Linked DNA regions of Homo sapiens: region 2 is linked to region 1. The links are chromatin loops, found by intact Hi-C in ENCODE. Cell type or tissue: PC-3. All regions are shown on one strand.

Region 1 (8,000 bases):
AGAAGTGCATGCCACGATTCTTTACCGAAATGAACCGCACTGTACAGAACCCCCCACTTGGCACTGTTGTGGATTCAGAAGCAACACGTAACGAATGGCAAGTGCCGCTGGAAAATCAATTTTTAACAAAACATTCATTGCGTCCAGTTTATGTTTGACCTTATTCTGTTTGCCTTCTTTCCTACATTCATTCCATTTTCCCCCTCAGGTATGACTTTTATCTGATCAGCCAGGTGGCCTGCCGGGGAACTGTTAGTCCTACCTACTATAATGTCATCTATGATGACAACGGCTTGAAGCCCGACCATATGCAGAGACTTACATTCAAATTGTGCCACCTGTACTACAACTGGCCGGTGAGTGAAAGCTGTTTACTTAATGTAAATATGATACTCAAGAGTCCCACCTAGGAATTATCATACACGTCATCTTTGTATCCCTAGATATAGCACAATACCTGATATTTCCTAAAGAAGGAATGAATGAATGAATGAATCAATGAATGAATCACTTCTTGAGTCCACAGTGGGAGGAAAGCAGTCTATCATAGAAACAAAATAACAATAACTATTATAATACATTAATAGTTACAGTTTCTAGACGACTTTGTTATATACATTATCTTATGCAAACCTGGGAGGAAATCAGGGTATTGTTATTTACATGTTACAGATGAAGAAATTGAAGCCAACTCAGATGTGCCTGGTGGGGAAGTGTTAACAGGCCTGGGTCTGCCCTTTGTTCCTGTGCATTAGGCCAAGAGCTGTTCCCAAAGGCCAAGCCCAAGGTTTGCACGAAGCTCCTCCAAGGAGTTCCAAACTTGAGATCACAGGACAAAGACTAGTCTGAAGTGTGATGGCTCCCTACTCCCAGCACCATGAAGCCAGAGTGACTTTTCACTCCATCCTCCCCAGTGAGCTTAAGTTCCCAGTAAGTTAGGTTACCTTTTGTTGGTTGAGGTTACCTGTTGTTTACCCAGAAGCCCATTCTATTATCTGTGTAACCAGTAGACAAAGTAAAATCAGAAAAAATCTCTTTGAAGAACAAGGTAATCTCTTAATTATTATCAATACTTTTTTCTCCTCAGGGCATAGTCAGTGTCCCAGCACCATGTCAGTATGCTCACAAGCTGACCTTTCTGGTGGCACAAAGCATTCATAAAGAACCCAGTCTGGAATTAGCCAACCATCTCTTCTACCTGTGATGGCATGAACTACTGGCATCACTAGATGGACAATCCAAGAAGAAATTGGTATACTTTGTGCAAATCTGCCATAAGCTCAAGGCTGTGACTGGGGAAAAAGATTGAGCTTAGTTTTCATGTCTAGGAAAAAAAGCAAAACAACTTAATCTGAAACAGTTTTAAAAAATGTGTGTTATTTTGTTTTAAAGAGTTGTATGCTTGGGGTAAATTTTCATTGTCATATGTGGAATTTAAATATACCATCATCTACAAAGAATTCCACAGAGTTAAATATCTTAAGTTAAACACTTAAAATAAGTGTTTGCGTGATATTTTGATGACAGATAAACAGAGTCTAATTCCCACCCCAAATTTTGCTGAGGTTTTCTTAATGTTGTAGAGCATTTTGTAGAGTGGTTTAAATAGTTGAAAATAAAGTTCAGAACATCATGTGTTTATTGTTATTTGAATTTTACGTTGATATTACATGTGAACCTCATAATTGAAGTATTTTCAGCAAAACCTCTTACCCACTAGAGCACATCACCATTAATCTTTGAGTTCTATTTCGGAAACTGAGCTGATCACTTGCTCTCTTGATGGGACTTTATTTCACTTAATAGCAGCTTCTCCCAGTGATGACCTTGCTTCCTATTTACTGATAAAAAGGAAGCTATCAGAAGAGAACTTTTGCAAACCTCTCGTTATCTCTACCTTCACCTAACGGCATCTGTACCCATAGACTCTGCCTGCCCTTCCCTTTATTATGAGTGCAGCATGTCTGTTCCTATAAGGCGCTCCACCTCTGTACTAAATCTCAATCCCTCTGACCTGTGAAGGATGCTGCTCTAGCAGTTCTCCCTTCTCCTTTCTGCATCATCAGTTTTCTCTCTCACTACTGGCTCATTCTCACTGGCATTATAAATATGCTGTTATTTCTCTCATCTTAAAAAGCCATTTCCTCTAGCTTCCACCCCATTGCCTGGCACTTCTTTACAGGAAAAACATCGCAAAAGAAGAGTCTGTGCTTGATGTATCCAATTCTGTATTCCAATCACAATTTCACCACAACCACTACAGCAAACTTGCCTTAGTCAACACCACCAATAACCTCCACTTTGCTAAATCCAATGGTCACCTCTTGGTCCTTGTCTTGCTTGACCCAGTCAATCATTTCCTCCCTCTGAGACATTCTTTATTTGGCCTGTAGAATAACACTCTCCTGATTTCTCTCCTACTGCATATTGATCACTCATGCTGTCTCCTTTTGTGGCTTTTCCTCATCTTCTCAACCTTTTCATGTTGGAATGCCCCAGGAATGAGAATACAGCTACATGCAAAAGATATTTTGATGAGGGATAGATCAGAGTTCAAATTCTGCTTACCACGGGAAGGTCTGTGGAAGTCTGCAACAAAGGGTGGCAGGAGAGTGGCAAGTGCTCTCTGGGGACAAGGGAAGCAGGCCACAGGAGGGATGCCAATGCACAGGTTACATCACTTTGCACTGAAAATATTCTTTTCCTATTTGAGAGTTTTGTCCAGACATAGTAGAAATGCACCCAACAGGGGTCTACCAATAATAGGATAACCATTTTGTGAAGCATGAGGGTGGAGGGGACTTAATAAGTTTCAGGGCCAGTGCCATGCCTACATATACACATTTAATCTCCACAAGAACTGTATAAATTAGGTTATAATGACCATTTCAGATGGTAAAGCTGGGGATTAAAGATACCACGTGACTCACTGAAGTTTATGAGATTAATAAATTGTGGAGCTAGAATTTGTCCTCAGGTTTGTTTGCAAAACCTGTAAGATGAACCAAAAGAGTCTACACCCTTGATAAAAGATACTCTAAGATTTAAAAAATTTCTCCCAGAGCACTAATGTGAGGTAGTGCCTTATGGGATTTAAAGATGGCATTATATGGCGGGCACCTGTAGTCCCAGCTACTCGGGAGGCTGAGGCAGGAGAATGGCGTGAACCCGGGAGGCAGAGCTTGCAGTGAGCCGAGATTGCACCACTGCACTCTAGCCTGGGACGACAGAGCAAAACTCTGTCTCAGAAAAAAAAAAAAAAAAAAAAAAGATGGCATTATATAGCAAGTCTTTGGAGACAAGGCACTGATCCAATTCAAGGTGGTGGGTTTTGTTTTTGTTTATCTTGTTGTTTTCTTCCTTCAAAGTAGAACGGTGATATAAATCCCCACTACCTAACCAGCCAGCTTGTATAAATCCACACGAAACATTTTGATTAGGCAATACAACCTTCTGCAGAGCGCCCACCCACCCTTTTAAGTACTGCCCCAGGAAATGACTTCTTACCCCTTTAACCCACCAGAGGGCACACAAGGACTGCTGTGTGAATAGAGTCCTTCATCATGGCAGTGTCATAGGCTTCAACAAACAATTTCAGGTAAACTCCTAGAGGGCAACATGGGACTAAGAAATCTTCATATGAGCTCTGGTTCCAGCACGTTTGGTTGTCAGATGTGATAACTTCACTTTCTGGGACTCAGTTACCCAATCTGTAATATGAGAGGGCTTGGACAAGACCAGTGGTGCCTAATCTTGAGAAGATTAGAAGTTCCCATGTTTAAAAGCTTTAGAACAAAAAAATAGAGATGCCTGGGTCTACCTCTCAAAATAGTGATTTAAATGGTCTGAGATGGGGCCTGATCATCCGAATATTTTAAAAGTTCTCGAAATGGTTCTGATGTTCAGCCAGGGCTGAGGAATACTGGTTTAGATAATATATGAGACCTATTTCAGCTTCACGTTATGTGATTGCCACCTCTCACATGCATTAATTAGTTTTCCTTAGGCTACCAAGGACAAAGAGGAAAGGGAGCCTGTGCCAGGCTTCAGAGCAGCACTGGATTTGAATCCTAGAACCACCACTTATAGTCGTGTGACATTGGGCAAGTTACTTAACCTCTCTGAGCCTCAGTGTATCTACTTGTAAAAATGTCTAACAATGTCTGCATTGTAGAGTTATTGTAAGGATTAGAAATGTCAAATCTGAAGTATCTGGCCTTAATAAAGGGTATCATCTTATTAGACCTGAGGAGAGGAAATGAATCAAATGGCACAATTTAGTTAACAAATAGTTATGGGTTTCTATTATGTGCCAGGCACTGTACTAGATTCTGAATTCTACAATTCTACTTAAGGGAAAGCTTAATATTGTCTCTAGAAATAAACAATCTACCAGTTCCTATTTTATAGAAAGGATTTTGTAGTTTTTCTTTTATTTTGAGAACTGAGGGAGAGACTCTGGAAGAAAGTATACTTTAAATACATTTCTGTGGCCACCATGGAGTGGCCCATCAGATTATCCTTTAAAAGAACCTTCTGCAAGGAGCATAGTTGGCTGACAGCCTCTAAATGCTACAGCTTCAGGATCCACCACAGGGGTGATGAGACCATACCCTCCCCAGACTGATTCTAGCCCATTACTGAGCACAGGAGAGGTAATAGATCTGGGTTGTTTCTGCCCAACATGGGACTCCACTATTAGTCTCTGATAGGTAATATGCTGTGTTTAGCTCTGTGTCCCCACCCAAAGCTTATGTTGAATTGTAATCCCCATGTGTTGGAGGAGTGGCCTGGTGAGAGGTGATTAAACCGTGAGGGTGGATTGCCCCCTTGCTGTTTTCATGATAGTGAGTGAGTTCTTACCATATCTCGTTGTTTGAAAATGTGTAGCACTTCCCCCTTCTCTCTCTCTCTCTCTCCTGCTGCCATGTGAAGATGTCCTTGCTCCCTTTTTGGCCTTCTGCCATGATTGTAAGTTTTTTGAGGCCTCCCCAGCCATGCCTCCTGCACAGCCTGTGGAACTGTGAGTCAATTAAATCTCTTTTCTTTTTCTTCATAAATTACCCAGTCTCAGGTAGTTCTTTACAGCAGTGTGAGAATAGACTTAACACAGTAGGGGAACCCACTTTGTCTTGACCAAGGTTTTCTAAGAACTGCACTAAAGTTTTGAGCTTTTTCTACTGATCCTCTTTCCTTCCCACTCCGTTTCATGTATTTCAGATTAGCACTGAGGTCTTAAGGCCCTCCCTAGTCACTCCTACTTCCTCTCACCAGTATTCTTCACAGGTGTTTCTCCCAGTAAATCTTCTGAATGCTTAATTCTGTCTTGGTGTGTGCTTCTTAAGGGACCCAAACTGACACAACTTTCTTCCCTATTAAATGACTCTTTACCTTTTAATAAAAATAAGTCTATTTTTAATCTTAAGCACTTTGTCAACCACAACATAAAACATTTTTAAAAACCTTTTACCTAGAGATATCATAACTTTTTAAATACTAGGTGTATTAGTCCGTTTTCACACTGCTGATAAAGACATACCTGAGACTGGGCAATTTATAGAAAAGAGGTTTAATTGGACTTACAGTTCCACGTGGCTGGGGAAGCCTCACAATCATGGTGGAAGGCAAGGAGAAGCATGTCACCTTACATGGATGGCAGCAGGCAAAGAGAGAGCTTGTGCAGGGGAACCCCTCTTTTTAAAACCATCAGATCTCATGAGACTTTTTCACTGTCACAAGAACAGCATGGGAAAGACTTGCTCCCATGATTCAATTACCTTCTATTGGGTACCTCCCACAACATGTGGGAATTCAAGATAAGATTTGGGTGGGAACACAGCCAAACCATATCATTCCGCCCCTGGCCCCTCCCAAATTTGATATCTTCACATTTCAAAACCAATCGTGCCCTCCCAACAGTTCCCCAAAGTCTCAACTCAATTCAGCATTAACTCAAAAGTCCTCAGTCCAAAGTGTCATACAAGACAAGGCAAGTCCCTTCCGCCTATGAGCCAGTAAAATCAAAGGCAAGTTAGTTACTTCCTAGATACAATGGGGATACAGGCATTGGATAAATACAGCCTTTCCAAATGGGAGAAATTGGCCAAAACAAAGGGGCTACAGGCCCCATGCCAGTCCAGAAATCCAGTGGGGCAGTCAGATCTTAAAGCTCCAAAATGATCTCCTTTGACTCCATGTCTCACATCCAGGTCATGTTGATGCAAGAGGTAGGTTCCCACAGTCTTCAGCAGCTCCACCCCTGTGGCTTTGCAGGGTAAAGCCCCCCTCCTGTTGCTTGCACAGGCTGGCATTGTATGCAGCTTTTCCAGGTGCACAGTGCAAGCTGTGGTGGATCTACAATTCTAGGGTCTGGAGGATAGGATAGTGGTCCTCTTCTCACAGCTCCACTAGGCAGTGCCCCAGTAGGGACTCTGTGTCGGGGCTCCAATCCCACATTTTCCTTCTGCACTGCCCTAGCAGAGGTTCTCTGAGAGCCTTAGCCCTGCATACAACTTCTGCCTGGGCATCCAGGCATTTCAATACAACTTCTGAAATCTAGGCAGAGGTTCCCAAACCTCAATTTTTGACTTCTATGCACTCACAGGCTCAATACCACGTGAAAGCTGCCAAGGCTTGAGGCTTGCACTCCCTGAAGCCATGGCCTGAGCTCTACGTTGGCTCCTTTCAGCCACAGCTGGAGTGACTGGGACACAGGGCACCAAGTCCCTAGGCTGCAGACAGCACAGGGACCCTGGGCCTCACCCACAAAACCACTTTTTCCTTCTAGGCCTCCAAGACTGTGCTAGGAGGGGCTGTGGCAAAGATCTCTGGCATGTCCTGGAGACATTTTCCCCGTTGTCTTGGTGATTAACATTCAGCTTCTCATTATTTACACAAATTTCTGTAGCTGGCTTGAATTTTTCTTCAGAAAATGGGATTTTCTTTTCTATTGCATTGTCAAGCTGCAAATTTTTCAAATGTTTATTCTCTGTTTCCCTTTCAAAACTGAATGCCTTTAGCAGCACCCAACTAACCTCTTGAATGCTTTGCTGCTTAGAAATTTCTTCCACCAGATGCCCTAAATCATCTCTCTCAAGTTCAAAGTTCCACAAATCTCTAGGGCAGGGATAAAATGCCGCCAGTCTCTTTGCTAAATCATAACAAGAGTCACCTTTGTTCTAGTTCCCAACAAGTTCCTCATCTCCATCTGAGACCACCTCAGCCTGGACCTTATTGTCCATATCACTATGAGCATTTTGGGCAGAGCCATTCAACAAGTCTCTAGGGGGTTCCAAACCTTCTCACCTTCTCACATTTTCTTGTCTTCTTCTGACCCTTCCAAACTGTTCCAACCTCTGCCTGTTATGCAGTTCCAAAGTTGCTTCCACATTTTTGGGTATCTTTTCATCAGCACCCCACTTCTGATACCAATTTACTGTATTAGTCCATTTTCACACTGCTGATAAAGACATACTTGAGACTGGGCAATTTACAAAAGAAAGAGGTTTAATTGGACTTACAGTTTCCATGTGGCTGGGGAAGCCTCACAATCATGGTGGAAGGCAAGGAGAAGCAAGTCACGTCTTACATGGATGGCAGCAGGCAAAGAGAGAGAGCTTGTACAGGGGAACGTCTCCTTTTATAACTGTCAGATCTCATGAGACTCATTCACTGTCACAAGAACAGCATGAGAAAGACTTGCACCCATGATTCAATTACTCCCACCAGGTCCCTCTCACAACACGTGGGAATTCAAGATAAGATTTGGGTGGGGACAAAGGCAAACCATATCACTGGCTTTGAGTTAACAATTTCCTTTGGGAAAATTTACTCTTAAATCTTTCTAACACACTTCAAGATCTCAGACATGAAATGTAAACAACTTTTGAGAGCTGTTGTCAAAAGGCTGTATGTTGCACTGTTAACCTGTATGTTGCACTTTCATCTGACCCAGGGCCCACTGGCCAAGAATAATCCAACAGCTCCTACTGGAAGATAAG
Region 2 (8,000 bases), 51 kb after region 1:
ATTTTAAAGTGTGTAGCACTTCCCACTTCACTCTCTCTCTCCTGCTCTGCCATTGAAGACGTGCTTGCTTCCCCTTCACCTTTCAACATGATTGTAAGTTTCCTGAGGCCTCCCCAGAAGCAGAAGCCGGTACAGCCCACAGAACTGTGAGCCAGTTAAACATCTTTTTTAAAAATAAATTACCCAGTCTCAGGTAGTTCTTTATAGCAGTGCAAGAACAGACTGATACACCCCTCAAGGTATTTTCTGACTTCTAAGAGGCAGCCAAGAGACCCAAAAACTGGGCAGAAAATGGTGGCTAAAGAGCTGAGAAGCTAAGCAAAGCTTTCAGTGGTCATTTTTTGGAAGTTAAAAATTGGGATTAAGAGCCCACCAAGGTGGAGGGACACTGGTAAACACATGGAAGGTCAACACTCCAGGAGCAATGATGAATTGGAAACAGGCTGGACATCACAAAGACTAAAGCACAGATTCAAATCGGTTCAATTACGGAGTTGATTAACTGACTTGTCTCGATCTGGATTGCCTTCAGAAGCAGAAGTAAATCCTCTCTGGAAAAACATATCATCCAGAGCCTTGAAAGGCCTCCACCATTTTCATGCAAAATTACTGGCGTTCAACTTCAGATCATCAGATATACTAGAGATCAAGAAGAAAGGATGAAAACGAGAAAAATAGACAAGAGAAACAGACCAATAGAGGAGCCAGTTATTGGAATTATTAGACATAAATGTTAATATACAAAACAGGTATAACAATGATGGCTACTGATGGCAGTGGTGGCCCATCTGGAGTGGCTGCTGTGAAGATGCTGGCTGCAGCAGGGGAGGCACAGCAGGGGCTACATGCTCTATAGAGCCCACGGGAGCTAGGAACAGGTGGGAGCCCCGTTCCCCTTTGGAGTTGGCTGGGTGGGAGCCCCACCCTGCTGGGCGCAGCTGCAGCCACCCAGCCATGGCTGCAGACTGGGCATCTCTGTGCTCTCAGGGGCCTGGCAACCCCCCTCAACCCCCACAGGCTTGGAAGTGCCTGCTTCTGCTGCCTGGCCTCTTCCTGCTCCCAGTGCCTGCTCCGATTTCAGAGCAAAGTTGTGGCTGAGGCCAGTTGCTATTATGACTCAGCTGGGTGTGCACATGCTCAGGGCAGCACTGACATGCCAGTCCCCTGCTGCCTTGGCCCCCTCTAGACTTTGGGCACCAATGATCATGGAAGGGAGGCCAAAGGCAGGGCTGAGGGTAGCTCGGAGCAGGCCTGCAGGAACCCCTCAGCACAAACAGCCTGTGCGCTGTGGACAACATGTTGTTGGCAACAGGAGGCAGACAGGCTCCTGGGCAGAAAGGGGCATGCCACATGTGATGTCCCACCTTCAAGCAAGGGATGACCTGAAACATGAGGGCTGGGCTGCCAGTTCCTGGTGGAGTTCGTGGCTGGGAGTGAGAACTTATGATGCTTTATCTAGGCCCACTTATGGCTACCTATGGATATGTTAGCATGCACTTGCTCCCTTCAGAAGCCCACAAAAACCCCAGACTCAGCCAGACTCACAGAGATGTTGGGATGACCTGCCTGCAGATAGGAGCTAACCACTGCAGGTCTCTTTTCGGCTGAGAGCTGGACGCTAGTCAGGACGACCTGCAGAAAGGAGCTACCCACTGCATGTCTCCTGAGACCTGTTCTGTTACTCAGTGAAGCTTCTCTTTGCCTTGCTCACTCTCCAGTTGTATGTATACCTCATTCTTCCTGGATGTGGGACAAGAAATCAGGACCTGCCAAATGGCAGGACTGAAGGAGCTATAACACAAACGGGGCTGAAACACTCCCCCTGGCTGACCACATTGCAGGCAATGAAAAGGAGAGAAGAGTTGCAGCCCTTCACGGAGCTCAGAACTAGGGGCTCCCTGAGCCAGGGCTATGACACCCTCTTTGGGGCTCTGCAGTCCCTGGTGTCTCCAAGATTCCAGGCACCACTATGTTCCCTTCATTCAGAAATGGGTGCCCGCAGTGGAAGCTGCATGTGGTACATCTGGTCCAGCTGGAGTCTCACATGGAGCCAGCACCTGTGCCAGCATCTGGAGCTGCCTGCTCTGCCACAGCAGTCAGCACGCCTGGATGTGCACAGTGGCCAGACCCCACACTCACTTGCCCACGCACCCCTTGCCACTCTGCACCTGGCTTGCCCTTGGCAGGTGTGGGATCAGGGCTGAGAGCGTGAGCCAAGCACAGCCTGCCAGGCTGAGTGGGTGGAACGAACCCAGTTGGTGCAAGCAATACTCAGGCAGAAGGCGCCACCAGCCACAGAGGTTTCCAGCTGGCAAAGCGACACCCCAAGGATCCCGTGACACTATTAAATGTGTTAATATGTGTTTAATGCTAAGAATAATGCCTGGTGCATAGTAAATTGATATACTTGCTTGTTAAATATAAAAAATTATTTCGGAGTCATGTTCTGTTTGTGGAAAATATCAATCTCTTATTCAATGGACACTTATTGGGTCAGGTAGGTACTATGCTAGGTTCTATGAACAAAAATAAGGGGAGGGTCCTGACTTCAAGCTGCTCACAGTGGAATGAAGATAGCAAGGGAAGATCTTAAAGGGTTTTTCTAAAGAACAGAGAGAGAGTAATAATCAGAGGAGAAGTATATTGGGAAAATAGATATAGGTATACAGAATAGACAGGTAAATAATATGGCAGATACTGTGGCCAAAGATATGGCCAGCTGAAGTCTGATGTCTCATCAAAGCCTTTGGGCATTGGTTGGGATCATCTCCCATTCCCGGGGTAGCTAGGACAGTACCCCATTTTATATGGCAGAAAACAGAGGCCCAGAAAGGTTAACGGATTTTCCCTGGGCCAAAGGAGATTTGGCACTGAGGCCAGGATAGCCTTCTGACTGCCAGCCAGTGCTCTTTCTCTTTCCTCATTATGGCACTACTTCAGAATATGTGACTCCAGGCCAAGGTGAAGGAAGACACATATAGCAAGAATCTCTCCAGTAGTTTTCTTTAATCCTCCTTGGCAGTGTGAGTCTATATTGCTTTTTCTAAGACTTAGCTTTTAAAAGGCTGAAGATTCTGATTACTTTCCAGCTGAGGGTCTGCAGGTGTGAGAAACCCTGGCTGAGCCCCTGTCCAGGTAGGAACCCCTCCAGGACATTGATGGGCAGCATGGCTTCATTCCAGGAGGCCAGCTGTTAGAGCCATTGACCATCTGCAGCTCACTCAAGTTTTGTAGAATGTGCCCACTGTCAGAGGGCCATGGGAATCACAGGCACAGGCCCCTTGAGTTTTCCCCACTAGCTTGCTGCTTAGAGAAACGGCCAGATCATAACTGAAGATTTATGATTCTTTTGGTTGGAAGGCTCCCATCTCTCTCGGCCCATGTGACCTTCCCTGTAGTTGTCTCCATTTGCTTTTGGCTTCTTTGCATGGAAAAAAAAAAGGCTGTGCTCAGGAAGCTGTACTCCAAGGGAATAGATAGGACAGCTCAGAACAGCATCATGGCCCCACCTACCAGGATAAGAGCAGCATACCCCAGAATGGCATTCGTGGAACGGTAAGCCTATTTTGAGTAGATGCCTGCTGTCTCTGTGAATGCATGAGACAGTCTCCTTGCATGGGACCAATGCCAAGTCCTTTCAGGTAGTGAAATATCAAGCACAGGCTGTGCTGGAGGAAGCTCCCCTGGGAGGGCAGGTGGAGGCGACTCCAGAGTGGGTGGCTAGAAAGGAAAAGTCATCCTGTCTCTATTTAAGACATGACAGCAATATGAGACGGAGGAACATGAGAAATACCATGGGAGGTCACATGCATGACACACTTATGCCCCACACTCTGACATTTGTTGCTAGGGCCATGCTGGCCATGAAGTCATTACTCAAGTCAGTCTCATTTTCTTCCTAAGCCATTGATGAAGGAGAAGAATAAAGGGCTGGGAGAGCACTCCTGGCTTTAAATCTCAGCCTCCCTGCTCACCAGTGGGGTGATGTGAACCTTAACCTCTCTGAGTTTCAATATCCAACCTGTAAAGTGAGGATTATGATACCTGCCCTGACAACTTCAGAGGATTTTTTTTGAGGGGCAAAAGAGCTTGAACTTGTGTGAAAAGCACTTGGTTAACTATAAAGCAGTGATGTAGTCTCCAGATCTGCTGCCTGTTCACAAACAATGTTTCCAATTCACAGAAGGGCCTGGGCCAGAATGCAAATCAATAGTCACAAACATACTTTAGTTCAGGTGACAGTATTTTTATAGTAAGACTTTCTCATTTAAGGATGTAATGCTGGGGCAAATTCCTCATCTCATTGTGGATCTGGACTTTGAATAGCACTGCTGTAAACACAATACACATAGACATCTCTTGCCTTAAATTCCCTTATCCCAGGTCCCCTGCTCTCCCCTAACCCTGTCATCCTATCCAACTGTTGAACTCTTACTCATTTTTTAAGATACAGCTCAAGCATCTCCCAAGCAAGATCCCTGTAGCAGAACCAATTCCCTCCCCCTTGGGCCTCCACTGTGTGGCAATTATGAACGCAATATCTGTCCCCCAATTAGGCTGTAATGTTCTTGATGTCATCTATGTGTTCAGAGACTGGCACAGAGGAGCTTCTCAATGCGTACTTGTCTAGTGAATGAAAGTTAAATTATAGAAAGTGTTGTGTTCGCTCTGCCTATTTCTCAGGTGGGTGCCACCTGTTCAGGGAGCCTGAACAGCTGCCAGGTGTGGTGATTAAGATACAATCCTGCCTGAAGGCTGAGAAAGGAGCCAATAACCCTTTGAAATTTAAAGACTTTATGGAACTTGATTCATTCACCACACAATTATTAGTCACAAACACATGGCAGGCTTGCCATAAGGCACTGGGGATACAACTATGAATTAAATACAGTATCTGCTCTTCAGAAAATGCAATACCCAGCCTACCTGTGTAGGCATATGCTCATAGAAGGTGGAGTAAGGCCTGTTTCTGGTACCTGGAAGTCCAGCATCACGTGTCCACCCCTTGATGTTGGGTTAGGCAAGCTCTTTGTAGGCTGAGGCATTCATAATATGGAGTGGGTCAAAGTCTTGATTTCTGAAGAATCCCTCAGAGCCTCACTTGCAGGTGGGAAAAAGGATTGCTATTTAGATGACAGGAGAGAGAGGTTAGGATCAAGGAAGGGCAATCAAAAGACAGGGGTCCAGCAAGGGAGGGCTCAGCCTAGTTCTCAGGCCACAGTACCTTTCCCTCAATCTTCCTGGTTACCCCTTGTCCTATCTCTAGATGCAGCTCTTGCATTTGGTCCCTCCTTCCTTTGGACTGCCTCCATTTGTTTAGTTTACATCATTCTGGCACTTACTCAGCTCCTTTATAACTATTGGTTTGTAGGCCTGCTTCTCCTCCTTAGCTGTGCACTCCAGATGGCACAGACCATATTTCCTTCCTTTTATCTTTGGCCCCAAATGTGTATTTCTTGAATAAATGAATAATTATCTCCATTTATACAAATGAAGACCTAGGCTCAGAAATACTGTGCCCTCCTGACATTACAGGCTGGGTCAAGATGTGAGCTGGATCTTCTGACTCCTCTCTGGGGCTCTTTCCCTGAGGCCCAGCCACACCTGCAGGATGGCCCCATGACCATCATTGGAACACTACTACTCTACATCATCTTTCCTATCCTGAGAAGTAGAAACTGAGGCCTAAAAGCAGCTTATGGTCTAAAAGTTTGAAAATAATGGCAAAGTGAGGGCCTGAATTAAGTTTTCTAGTCTCTTAAGTCAGCAAATCTGGAAGTCATTCTTGACATCTCCTTCACAAATCATCTCCCATTCAAATTGTTGCAGAACCCAGCTAGGGTCCACTTGCCCAGTGCAGTAAGGCTAAACATCCATACAGAAGTTTGCAGCAGGAGAAAGGAAGGCATTTATTTTCAGGGCACCAAGCAAGGAGAACTGGGCAGCTCATGCTTAAGACTCATCCTCCCTGATGGCTTGCAAGTAAGGGCTTTTAAAGGTGGGGAGGAAGAGATTACAGGCAGTCATATATCAATACACAGAGGCTATCCATTGGTTTAACCTAAAAAGGTGGAACATCTCAAAGCAGGGGCTTATAGGTCATAGGTAGATTCAAAGATTTTCTAATTTGCAATTGGCTTAGGAGACAAAGCTTTGTCTAAAAATGTGAGGTCAGAAAAGAACGTTGGTTCTTGCTCAGGGGCATAGCCTTACCTCCAGGTCCCTCAGGAAGAAATTTAGAGCAAAGAACAGAGGTCAGAGTTCAGTTCTCAGCCCTCCCTTATCTGAGGCCTATGTGGCAGTGGGTCTATTTGATGGGGGCCTGGGGTTCTGCAAAACAGCTCACGGACATAAGTTGAGTCATCTTTAGTTTGTAGAGGGAACATCTCGTGACTCTAACTTCCTTGGCTCGTGTTTTAAGCTATTATTACCTTCTAGCTTATCAAGTTGCTCATTTACTTCTCAGGACTACCTGGGTACCTGGAATTTCCCCTGAATGAACCCAAGATTTTCCTTTATTTCCATGCTTAGAGCTGGGGACAGCAGGCCTTTAAGAGGAGTCCCTACTCTGTCTCAAAATTATTACTAAATCCAGTGGATTCTGCCTCTTTCATGTCTCTCATTTCTCTGTCTCCACTGTCACTGAATGAGGCCTTCAGCAGCCTCCTTCAGCCTTCTCCTGCCCCTTTTACCCCATCATTATCCTCCATAGTGCAGCTAGAGTGGCCTTTCTAAAAGGAAAACCCAGGCATGCCCTTTCTCTTTTTGTCTGACTTCTCACTTCTCCAGCCTTCTTTTCAGCATTCAACCCCTAACTTAGGGGGTTTCCCCAGACTGCCTCCCCCTTGCCAGCTCCAGCCTTTAAAACCCTCTCACCCTGCTCTGGAGTCCCCAGTGTCAGTCCCAAGGCCTTGAAACCACATTTTCCTCTGACCCGTCCCTTTGGGTTAATAAACTGGTTGCTCATCTGCCTGGCTTTGATTATTATCTCAGACTCACCCTGATGCCTCTGACAATCTCTGTGGGTTGGTCCAACAGCAGCCTCATCCCTACCTTATCCTTACCTCACTCTCTGAGCGACTCTAGCCCGAGTTATCAGTCTGGGTCTGATCATTTTAGCTCTCACTTGTCTGGAAGGGCTCCCAGAATGAAGGAATAAATGGCTCTCTCCACTTTCTCTCCTACTTCTTACTCAGGCCCCAGGATCCTCATCCTAGGCTGTGGTTCTTAGACAGTCCTCCTGAAGCTCCCTCACTCTATACCTATCCTCTCTGAAGTGACCCATTCTCCAAAGTAATATCACCCTTCCTTTCTCTATCCCCAGACCAAAACTTCCCTCTCCAACAGGGTGGCTGATACAGAGAAAGAGGGCAGGCATGGGCCTCAGGAGGCATGGGGTGTAGTCCCAGGTCCTGTCCCTTAGTTCCTGTATTCCTGTGTAGCTCCTGTCAGTGAAAGGTTTCTCCTCCTAGAACTGAGGTGAAGCTCAGCAAGACCATAAATGTGACAGCTCTTTGTATAAAAAGCTCATGGCTGAGAGCAAAGCTGAAACAGTGGGAGATGGATTTGCAAGCAAGGCTTTCCTCTATCGTGATGCCCTGGGCCTGCCAGTCTTCCTGAATTGAGGAACACCAATCCACTGCTTCATTTCTGTCTTTCCAACGGCTATGCCAAAACCAGGGCTGGTGTTGCAGCCCTCCTGTTAAGAACTACTGATAGAGAAAGTCCCAGCCACAAGGCTGTCCTAGGCTTACAACAAGGCACTTAGCGTTGTTTTATCTTATGTGATCTTGGCAACATTTTTATGAGTCAGGCAGGGAAGGTATTAATATCTCCATTCTATAGCCAAGGAAACCAAACTAAAAAATGTGGAAATACTTGTTTACAATCACAGAACTAAATTCAATGCCAGGTTTCTTAAACCTAAAGCTATATTGCTGCTCCTTGTAGACCAAAGTAATATAATTGACGAGGGGGCCTCACTCCTTCAGTTTTTCCTT

Evidence for each region. Hi-C counts contacts between places; a loop is a spot of excess contacts. Peaks named below come from ENCODE experiments on the same cell type or tissue, not always from the same donor. Only the 100,000 strongest peaks of a DNase experiment are listed, where the experiment ranks them.
Region 2: it touches region 1 in a loop (2.3-fold over the local background); 3 of 110 quality-filtered maps call a loop at or near these places.

Annotation. Positions count from the first base shown.
Region 1 is chr11:94,619,789-94,627,788 of GRCh38, forward strand. It overlaps PIWIL4 (piwi like RNA-mediated gene silencing 4), which reads left to right. Exons shown (of 20, transcript NM_152431.3): 18 at 1-97; 19 at 209-356; 20 at 1,088-1,633. The coding sequence ends at 1,204. The region is part of intron 4 of PIWIL4-AS1 (PIWIL4 antisense RNA 1); the gene reads right to left. Among named protein-coding and RNA genes, the nearest start is that of LINC02700, 14 kb to the right of the region's middle. In PC-3, CTCF peaks have their summits at 3,545 (motif pointing right) and 3,754; a DNase peak (open chromatin) is centred at 3,553.
Region 2 is chr11:94,670,660-94,678,659 of GRCh38, forward strand. It overlaps PIWIL4-AS1 (PIWIL4 antisense RNA 1), which reads right to left. Exons shown (of 5, transcript NR_135093.1): 4 at 4,977-5,123. Among named protein-coding and RNA genes, the nearest start is that of LINC02700, 37 kb to the left of the region's middle. RefSeq lists an enhancer at 1,150-1,649. In PC-3, no CTCF peak of the experiment used is centred here; DNase peaks (open chromatin) are centred at 1,092, 3,582, 4,802, 7,802 and 1 weaker place; H3K4me3 peaks cover 515 bases; H3K27ac peaks cover 4,170 bases.